2 separate regions of the Homo sapiens genome follow, and region 2 is linked to region 1. Evidence: read pairs that join two places in POLR2A ChIA-PET (ENCODE). Cell type or tissue: PC-3. All regions are shown on one strand. Each heading gives the region's core, and the rest is flanking DNA. Links, peaks and the distances in the headings are about the cores only.

Evidence for each region. ChIA-PET counts read pairs that join two places held together with the same protein. Peaks named below come from ENCODE experiments on the same cell type or tissue, not always from the same donor. Only the 100,000 strongest peaks of a DNase experiment are listed, where the experiment ranks them.
Region 2: POLR2A ChIA-PET joins it to region 1 with 5 read pairs; 1 of 35 experiments calls an interaction of 5 or more read pairs at or near these places.

Annotation. Positions count from the first base shown.
Region 1 is chr17:64,073,884-64,079,261 of GRCh38, reverse strand. It overlaps ERN1 (endoplasmic reticulum to nucleus signaling 1), which reads left to right. Exons shown (of 22, transcript NM_001433.5): 5 at 4,015-4,087. Among named protein-coding and RNA genes, the nearest start is that of ERN1, 54 kb to the left of the region's middle. RefSeq lists silencers at 4,019-4,313, 4,797-4,856 and an enhancer at 4,497-4,576. In PC-3, for the core only: no CTCF peak of the experiment used is centred there; a DNase peak (open chromatin) is centred at 4,341; H3K4me3 peaks cover 390 bases; H3K27ac peaks cover 1,964 bases.
Region 2 is chr17:63,778,640-63,784,017 of GRCh38, reverse strand. All of the region lies in intron 1 of DDX42 (DEAD-box helicase 42), which reads right to left. Among named protein-coding and RNA genes, the nearest start is that of DDX42, 7.2 kb to the right of the region's middle. In PC-3, for the core only: no CTCF peak of the experiment used is centred there; a DNase peak (open chromatin) is centred at 3,267; H3K4me3 peaks cover 955 bases; H3K27ac peaks cover 1,811 bases.

The DNA of each region.
Region 1 (5,378 bases), core at 255-5,254:
TCCATTTGAGAATCTAAACCAGTGGTTTTCAGCCTTAATTATACATTGTAATAACCTGGAATTCGAAAAAACAGCATTAGGACCTAGAACATAGGGCCCAATCCCAGAAGGTCCCGATTTAATTGATCTAAGTCATCAGGACTTTTTAAAAGCTCCCCAGATAAGAGAATTTAGAAACAGGCCCACACATATGGTCATCTGATATGTGACAAAGGTGACACTGCAGTGTCCTGTCTTGTCTTTTCTCTTTTCTTTTGAGACAGGGTCTCACTTTGTCACCCAGGTTGGAATGCAGTGGCACAATCTTGGCTCACTACAACCTCCGTCTCACAGGCTCAAGCCAGCCTCCCACCTCAGCCTCCTGAGTAGCTGGGACCACAGGTGTACATCTCCACGCCCAGCTAATTTTTTGTATTTTTGGTAGAAATGGGGTTTCATCATATTGCCTAGGCTGGTCTCCAACTTCTGGGCTCAAGCGATCCACCCACCTCAGCCTCCCAAAGTGCTGGGATTACAGACGTGAGCCACCACCACCCAGCTTACAGTGTTTTTGCAATAAGTGGTGTAGGTCAATTGGGATATCCATATAGGAATAAAAGTATTGACTCCTACCCCCCTACAACACATATAAAATCAGTTCCAGATAGATCACACATCTAAATGTGAAATGCAAAATAATAAAGCTTTAAGAAAAAAAGTAATGGAACCATCTTCATGATCTTAGAGTAAGTAGAGATTTATTAAGTAGGATATTAAAGAACACTATAAATTTAGGAAAAAATCAATATATTGATTATATTAAAATTAAGAACTTTTCCTCATTAAGAGGCCACAAAGTATTTGTAGTATACACATCCAACAAAAGTTCATATTCAGAATATATGAAGAAATCCTATGGTACGTTAAAAAAAGACAGCCCAATGGAAGAATAACAGAAGAGAATATCCAAATGGTCATAAACATATGAAAAGATGTTCCATTTTATTAGTCATTTGGAAATGCAAATTAAAGCCACAGTGCCATACTGCTACTCACCAGAATGGCCAAAACAAGGAAAGTAGAAAAAGAAAACATGTTGGTGATGTGGAGCAACCAGGACTCTCACCTACTGCTGGCGGAAGTGCAGGGTGGCACAAGTGATTTGGAAAACTGTTGGCAGTAAGTGCTAAAGTCCTTAGGACCCAGTAATGCCCTCCTAGGTTACAGACCCAACAGAAATGCACATTTGTGGCTGGGTGCGGTGGCTCATGCCTGTAATCCCAGCACTTTGGGAGGCCAAGGTGGGCGGATCACGAGGTCAGGAGATCGAGACCATGGTGAAACCCCGTCTCTACTAAAAATACAAAAAATTAGCCAGGTGCGGTGGCGGGCGCCTATAGTCCCAGCTACTTGGGAGGCTGAGGCAGGAAAATGGCGTGAACCCGGGAGGTGGAGCTTGCAGTGAGCTGAGATCACGCCACTACACTCCAGCCTGGGCAACAGAGCGAGACTCCATCTCAAAAAAAAAAAAAAGAAGAAATGCACTTTTGTTCACCAATGGACATGTGCCCAAATGTACAGCAGCACCATTTATAATAAGCAGAGGGTGGCCAAATAACATCCACAGTGGAGTGGAAAAATAAACTCTGGAAGCGGCATGCACGGTGATGAGGACCAACAGTCTATGACGACACACGCCGCGGATGACTCACAAGCGTGATGTTGAGCAAAACATGACAGACAAAAAAGGCCACACGCTGCCATTCACTTATGTAAAGCCAAAAACAGGAAAAACGAGTCTCTGCTGTTTTGAAGTTAGGATAATAGTTACCCCTGGAGAGTTATGGCTAGAAAGGGGGGCAAGAGAGGAGGGGGGCTTCTGTTTCTTCACCTGGATGCCGGTTACGTGGGTATGTTCACTTTGTGAAACTTGACTGAGCTGTGTGATGATGAGTGCTTTTCTGTTTGCGTATTATGCATCAGTAGGAAGTTTTTAAAGCTTCCAAGTAATTCTCATGGGCAACCAAGGATGAGAACCACTGATCTAGGCTGTAAGTGGATTGTGGACTTTAACTTGGGTGTTTTAAAATTATTTTGTGAATGCCTGTGACCAAAACAGAGGGGAGGAGGGCAAGTTTGTATAGAGCTGTGTGTATTTCACCTTCAACACTGCTCTCCGTTGGTTTCTCTCCACAGCTCTGTAGTCCCCATTTCTTAAGCAATTTGTTTGCCAGAAACTGGGGTGAGTGAGTTGTATAAGTTATCTCATTGGAATCTCTCAGCAGCCCTGTGGGTGATATCCCCGTTTTAGAGGTGTGGAAACAGCCTGGAGAAGTGAAGGAATATGTCCAGGGCTGAGTCTTCTAGTGTTGGAGTTGGTTCTTAAAGAGGATGCCCAGCCGGGCCTGTAATCCCAGCACTTTGGGAGGCCGAGGCGGGCGGATCACAAGGTCAGGAGATCGAGACCATCCTGGCTAACACGGTGAAACCCCGTCTCTACTAAAAAATACAAAAAATTAGCCAGGCGCAGTGGCGGGCGCCTGTAGTCCCAGCTACTTGGGAGGCTGAGGCAGGAGAATGGCATCAACCCGGGAGGCGGAGCTTGCAGTGAGCCGAGATCACGCCACTGCACTTCAGCCTGGGTGAGAGTGAGACTCCGTCTCAAAAAAAAAAAAAAAGAGGATGCCCTTCATCACTCCCTTGTGCTCCTTTCTGGGTTGTGGTTTAGCAGCTCCAGAAACAATGTTTCCCAAGCTTGGGCCTTGAATCAGGGCACCAGTGGCAGTGCTCAGCAGAGACCACAGGACTCCAGAAGACTAGAAGATCTGCAGTGCCTTTCTGATTCTCAGAAACACATGGCAAAACCCAGTCATTGCAGCCTCTCTGAAGCATTTTTCCTCCTCTGAGGCTTGGTTTGAATGTTGGGATGATGGGAAAATCCAAGTTATTTAGTATGCAAAGCTCTGCTTATTAAAGCTAGAGAGAAATCTTTTCTTTCTTGGAGAAAAAGGTGACCATGCAGTAGAGGCATTTCTATAAAAGCAGGTATCTATAGAACAATTTCAAAAACACAGAATGTTCTAAAAATAAAGTATACTGAAACAAGCATTAACCAAAAGAGCTCGTCAGATGTCAGCTGTAGACTCAGAAGAATCAGTTTTATGATGAAATGCAGTTGAAACATTTGGATTCCTTTGAGTTTCTTTTCCTGGCACCTATCTTAACTTCCTCTTTAAAACCAAAAGTCTCAATTTTTCTTGTTTTTCAATAGTGAATTATTTACTGAAGAAAACATCAAAACTCTTTTCCACCTCAAACTCTTGTGTTGCCCCTGTAATGGCGACTTCTCCTTTCCCTCGAAGCTTGAGCTTGGCACCAAGGTTGCATCCCTTCAGCATCAATGTCCTGGCTCCCTCCCATGGGGCTCTACAAAGCACTGTCATTTTACTCAGTCTAGCCAGCTCTGGCTCTGTATTCCAAGCCAGGACAATTCTTTCTTAGCATTTCAAAGAATATATAACTCTCCATATTTGTGTAAATCTTTTCAGAAAAGGTTTGTGTCACCCCTGGGAAGCACCCTGGACAGGAGACCTTGAGGGGCCTCTGCACATGGTGTCAAGTAAAGGAGTGGATGTTTACAGAGCTCAGGGACCTGGGAGCTTGTCAAAATAGATGTGGAAAATTAGCTGGGTGTAGTGGCAACATGCCTGTAATCCCAGCTACTTGGGAGGCTGAGGTGAGAGAATCACTTGAACCCAGGAGGCAGAGGTTGCAGTGAGCCAAGATGGTGCCACTGCACTCCAGCCTGGGCGACAGAATGAGACCCTGTCTCAAAAAAATGAAAATAAAAACACAGTAGATGTGGAAGCATAGGGTGCCCCCTTCTCCTTTGTATTCAGTTAGGAAAACTCTCATCTGCAAAGTGCTTCTCTCTTTTTAGCAGAATTAGGTAATAGAAACAAACTGCCTGGTAAAATTGTAATAATTGCACAAGACTTGGTTAACTTTTTTTTTTCTTTTTTTTTTTTTTTAAAGAAACTTCCTTTTACCATCCCAGAATTGGTGCAGGCATCCCCATGCCGAAGTTCAGATGGAATCCTCTACATGGGTAAGAGTTCCTGTCTCCAGAAACTTGTGTCTCTTTGATGTAAGTCCCGGAATCTGGGAAAGTGGCATGCGGAGAGAGAGGGCGCAGTCACCGCCTTGCCAACCCTTTCTTTCCTGGGTTGTGCTTCAGGTGCTGTTCTCCCCAGGATCAGCTGACCAATTAAGAAAGGGCTCCCCCAACTTGGGAGAAGAATTGACATCATTAATATGGTTACTCATTTAACAAGCTTTTAGTTGCTGTGTTGACTTAGTCCTGAGATTCCAAGATTGCAACATACCCAGTGGCAAATGGATGAAATTTAAAGTGAGTACAATCATCTAAGCCAAGGAAGGAAAGCCAGGCTCTGCCTGTTAATTATAGCGCTTTCTTAGTATTTCCTGCTATCAGAATGTTTGATAGAACAGCACTTAATAGCTTGCCTAGATAAACTGCCTTCATACCTATGGGGTCACAGCTTTCAAAGCATCAGATCACCTGCTTTTCTTTTACTATGTTGCTGCCAAAATGTCAATAAAAAAGCATTTGCAACACAAAGGAGAGCTGTATTTATCTTGAAATCATAGTAGCAATAATAGCCCGTATTTATACAGCAGCTTTCTTTTTGAGGAACTGAAAGTGCTTATTGCCTATTCATGCCTCGAGGAGCTTTATGTGTATTTCTGGGTCTCAAGTGCAGGCCAGACTTTTAAGGTTTTGCTCAGGACACTGAGACTCTTGCTTCCTTCCACACCTTCAGAATGAGGAACTCCCAGCCTAGGAATTTGGAGGAAACGATCGGCACAGATTTTTCTCTCTGTGGGCCGTGACCTGGGAACATCTGATAATCTTCTGACCATCCATGTCACTGTGTCCTATCTGGTCTTCCAGCTTTTGCCAGCAATTCATCACTTATAGTCTGCTTAGGATATTGTCTTCTTATCATCTTTGTGCTGTGGCCTCTTAGGCGAGTTCATTAAACATATTTAAGAGCATGGTAGTTGCCCAATCTACCCATTAAAGTAATAACTGAGTTATGTAAACTCTAGTGGTTCTTGAAGTAACCAGCTATGTCATGCTAGATGGAAAAGGTTCGTGGTCCTAGCTCTGTTCTCCTCTACCTTCAGATCATATTCATATTATGATTTTGTCAGTGAGAACAGAGTTGCGATCCATGGGTAAGTTGCACACATGTGGAGCAGGCATGTATGCAACATCTGTTAGAACTTTAGAGGTATAGCATTAGCAAATTACAGGCCAGGTGCAGTGGCTCACAACTGTAATCCCAGTACCTTGGGAGGGTGAGGCAGGAGGT
Region 2 (5,378 bases), core at 179-5,178, 300 kb after region 1:
ATCTTAGCTCACTGCAACCTCTGCCTCCATGGTTCAAGTGATTATCCTGTCTCAGCCTCCCGAGTAGCTGGGATTACAGGCGTGTGCCACCAGGCTCAGCTAATTTTTTGTATTTTTAGTAGAGATGGGGTTTCGTTATGTTAGGCAGGCTGGTCTTGTACTCCCGACCTCAATCAATCCAACCACCTTGGCCTCCCGAAGTGCTGGGATTACAGGTGTGAGCCACGGCACCCAGGCTGCTTAGTATTAAACTTGAATTACACTACATCAATCTCTACTTAGACCCTTAACTCCAGATAGAAACTGTCTTTACTCATTTTGGACTTCCTTCTCTAACAGTGAGAATGACTAAGGTATGTATTTAGTAAGTACTAATTTACCTGAACTTCATCTCCTGCTGTCTTTCGGAATCCCATAAGGGGATTCCTTCAATCAAGGAATCAACGTAATTCCAGTGTGATGAAATTTAGTAAGAATCTTTACAAGCAAGAAAATTTCAGCATCTGACGTTTTTAAACTAATCTATAAGCTATCTTTACAAGAGGTGTTCCCAAGCAACAAAAAGGATGGGCTCAATTTTAATCTCATTTTTCCTAGTGTATACAATGTATAACAAGGAGCTAATAAGCCATAAGGATGAGAAGGCAAAGAAAGGATAGTGGAAAGACATTTACGTTCAGGTGGATTTTAAGAATCACACAATCTCCTAGCAGGAAAACTTTCAATGGTTTACTGAAAGCTTGCTGAGAAGGTCAGGTGGTATATGATGTGCTAGGCATTCATACATGAAAGATACAGTCCCTGTTCTCAAGGAGTAGACAGTGCAGTCTGAGGCAGCTGAAAACAACATGATGCGTTCTAACAGACGTACTATACAGAGTGCATTCACTGGTGGTCCATGAGTGGGAGCAAAGGCATAGAAGTGTTCTGAGAGATGACATGTTAAATTTTGAAACCTCAAGAGGCATTAGATCAAAGAGGCATTAAAGAAGGGCATTTCAGATGGAAGGATCTGTTAAGTGTTACCACAGAGAACAAGAAATAGTTCAGTGCAGCTAGAGTTCAGTAGCACATTTGGGAAATTTGCAGGACACATGTTCAGAAAGACAGGTAGGGCCAAGATGAACAGCTTAGAAGGCTATGCTAACGACGTACCATACAAAACTGTATTCTGCCAGCTACAAAGAATCGTTAATTTTACACAGAAGGGAAATTTTCAGATCAGTGTTTTTGAAAGACAGAATGAGAGATACTCATGGTAGAGGCAAGGAAAGTAGAAGGCTGTTGCAGCAACGCAGGTATAAAGCGACAAAATTCTGAACTAAGAAAGCACCTGTGGGAAAGGAGAAACGGGGGATGGATCTGAGTTATTTATTTAGATATCTGAGGAAAGATCAATTAGGATTGTGTGACCAGTAATTGGTGTGGAAGCTAAGGAAGAAGAGTCTAGAATAACTTCAGAAGTTTCTGGCTTTAAAGACTGGGTGAACTGTGGAGCCACTAATGGAGATGGAAACCTAAAAGAGCCAGGTTTGCAAAATTAGGCAAAAGGTGAGTTCAGTATCTATGAGAGAGCTGAGTAGAGATGCCAAGCAGGGGCAGTAACTGCAGAGAGGGGTCCGGAGTGAGCTATAGATTTGATGTAAGCCATTTGCATTTGAGGTTACTGATGTAAATAAGCTAGCAGAGAGACCATGCAGAGTGAGAAAAGAAGTAAGACAATTCTTTCTTTTCTCCCCAAGACGGAGTCTTGCTCTGTCGCCCAGAGCTGGAGGGCAATGGCATGATCTTGGCTCACTGCAACCTCCGCCTCCTGAGTTCAAGCAATTCTCCTGCCTCAGCCTCCCGAGTAGCTGGGATTACAAGCACGCACCACCGTGCCCAGCTAATTTTTGTATTTTTAGTAGAGACAGGTTTCACCATGTTGGCCAGGCTGGTCTCAAACTCCTGACCTCGTGATCCACTGCGCCCAGCTGGTAAGACAATTCTTTTTTTATTTTTATTTTTTGAGACGGAGTCTCACTCTGTCGCCCAGGCTGGAGTGCAGTGGCACAATCTCGGCTCACTGCAAGCTCTGCCTCCCGGGTTCACACCATTCTCCTGCCTCAGCCTCCCCAGTAGCTGGGACTACAGGCACCTGCCACCAGGCCCGGCTAATTTTTTGTATTTTTAGTAGAGACGGGGTTTCACCATGTTAGCCAGGATGGTCTCGATCTCCTGGCCTCGTGATCCACCTGCCTCGGCCTCCCAAAGTGCTAGGATTACAGGCGTGAGCCACCACATCCGGCCCAGTAAGACAATTCTTAACATATATCACTATTTAGGAATGGGCAGAAAAAGAGAAGCTTACATGGAAACTTCAGATGGAACAGGGATTGGGGAAGGGAAAGAAAGAAGAGGGGGAAAGAAGGAAGGGGAGACAAGGAGGAACACGGGTGAGGAGAAAGAAGCTCTATAGGCAGAAAACTAAAGAGAAGTTAGGTAAGTTAAGAACTAAAATGTGCCAGGCACGGTGGCTCACGCCTGTAATCCCAGCACTTTGGGAGGCCAAGGCAGGCGGATCACAAGGTCAGGAGATCAAGACCATCCTGGCTAACACGGTGAAACCCCATCTCTACTAAAAATACAAAAAATTAGCCGGACGTGGTGGCGGGCACCTGTAGTTCCGGCTACTCAGGAGGCTGAGGCAGGAGAAAGGCATGAACCTGGGAGGTAGAGCTTGCGGTGAGCCAAGATCCGGCTACTACACTCCAGCCTGGGCGAGAGTGCGAGACTCTGTCTCAAAAAAACAAAACAAAAAGAACTAAAATTCTTCTGTTGTATAGGCAACCAGGAGTCATCAGTGAAAGCAGTTTCAATGGAGCAGTAGGGACAGGGTTGAGGAGTACCTGGCAAGTAAGTAGTAGAAGATGAAGACTAGGTCAAGAGGAGTCAAGAGTACTTTGTAGGCTGTTTATCAATGATAGGAAGGAGAAAGTGAAGCATTACCTACAGAAATTTTATTTTTTAAAGAAACATAGGCATGTTTATATGCTAAAGGGGAAAAACCAGTAAAGTCTGAAAAACTGAAGATGCAAAATGACAGAAAAAAGTCATAGGATTTCCAGAGAAGACCAGACACAATCAAAACTTTTAACAACAGGAGTAACTCACTCTTCCCCCAAAGCTAGAGGGAAGGAGTGAAAAGAACAAACATGACTATGAATCAGCCCTATTAAATAATCAAAAGGTTCATATTACAAAAGCAGCAAATCAACTCCTGCCACAAACAGGCAGGCAGTGAGACCTTGGGCAGGTGAGGGTTGCTTACTGGCTCTCAAGACTTAGCAAGTTGGAAAAGCGATCCTTTCCCTAGCTCATCTAGAACACACAGCTCATTGTCCCTCAATTACTGACTCTAGGAAGGCCAAGGAACTGTGCTTTCTATATACCCTGAGTAGAATGTTAGCTCTATGAGGGCATAGACTTGACTCAATTTGTCCAGCACTATATCCTTGGTGTCTGCATAGTACTCAAAAAATTTTGCTGTATGAATAAATGTAATGTATTCAGGCTCTCCAAAATTCATCCCAGTATTTATGAAAACTCTATTTTATTACTACAAACCTTGTTATCTAGCTAACCACCCTTCCTGATTAAATCTAAGCCAGATCATCCTCAATGGATCATTACTTAAGTCTCTTGACAACAGTTTTTCCTACTTTTTTTTTTTTTTGTTTTTTTGAGACAGTTTCGCTCTTGTTGCCCAGGCTGGAGTGCAATGGCGCAATCTCAGCTCACCACAACCTCCGCCTCCCAGGTTGAAGTGATTCTCCTGCCTCAGCCTCCCAAGTAGCTGGAATTACAGGCATGTGCCACCACGCCTGGCTAATTTTGTATTTTTAGGAGAGATGGGGTTTCTCCATGTTGGTCAGGCTGGTCTCAAACTCCCGACCGCCGGTGATCTGCCTGCCTTGGCCTCCCAAAGTGCTGGGATTACAGGCGTGAGCCACCGTGCCCGGCAGTTTTTCCTACTATTAAACCATGTAGTGTATATGGTTACTGAACCTTGACAATCACAGAGATTTGTGGGAGTATAGCTGACAGAAGAAGCAAAAGATAGCCACCCAAATTTCTATTTGGTTACTAAAAAAATAAAAGAGGCAGATGCAGTGGCTTACGCCTATATTCCCAGTACTCTGGGAAGCAGGAGGATGGCTTGAGGCCAGGAGTTTGAGACCAGCCTGGGCAACACAGCGAGACCCCATCTCTACAAAGAAAACAAAAAGAAAAAAAAAAGAGATACCTAGAATAGTCAAACTCAGAGACACAGAGTAGAAGAGTGGTTGCCAGGGGCTGCGAGGAGGGGAGAATAGGGTGTTATTGTTTAATGGGTACAGAATTTCAGTTTTACAAGATGAAAAGTGTCCTGTGGCTAGATTGTGGTGATAGTACCAAAAGAAGAAAACAAAATGAGGTGGGCACAGTGGCTCACAACTGCAGTCCCAGCACTTTGGGAAGCCAAGGCAGGAGGATGGCTCGAGCTCAGGAGTTAGAGGTCAGCCTGGACAACAATGAAAGACCTGATTTCTACAAAAAATACAAAAATTACCCAGGTGTGGTGGTGTGCACCTGTAGCCCCAGCTACTCGGGAGGTTGAGGTGGGAGGATGGCCTGAACCCAGGAGTCGGAGGTTGCAGTGGGCCGAGATCATGCCAATGCACTCCAGCCTGGGTGACAGAGTGAGACTGCGTCTCAAAAAAACAAAACCAAAACAAACAAAAAAAACACACTTGGGGAAATTCAACTGCATTTTTGTATTTTTTCTCTTAAAAAAGATTTCTTCATTTCCTGCTGGGGTGCCAAAAAATAAAAATTTAAAAAAGAACCCTTTTGAAATACCTAATTTGAAAAGAATTAGCTGAATAGAGCCATAAACAAAGTTTAATGAGTATTTGTTTAAAAAAGAACAACCCTAAGTGGTTCTTAGTAATAACATCCATTGTTTTATACTGACCAATAACCACTGATGATTTTGTTATGTGCCCAGTACTATGAGGGACATCCCTCACGTATACCCGCCTTTCCATCTCCACCTCCACTATTGCAATTATTTCCTAAAAAAAAATTTCTGATTATTGGGAGGCCGAGGTGGACGGATCACAAGGTCAGGAGATCAAGACCATCCTGGCCAACATGGTGAAACCCCATCTCTACTAAAAATACAAAAATTAGCCAGGCGTGATGGCGCGCACCCATAGTTCCAGCTACTTAGGAGGCTGAGGCAGGAGAATCTCTTGAACCCAGGACACGGAGGCTGCAGTGAGCCGAGATCGTGCCACTGCACTCCAGCCTGGATAACAGAGCGAGATGCTGTCTTAAAAAAAAAAAAAACTTTA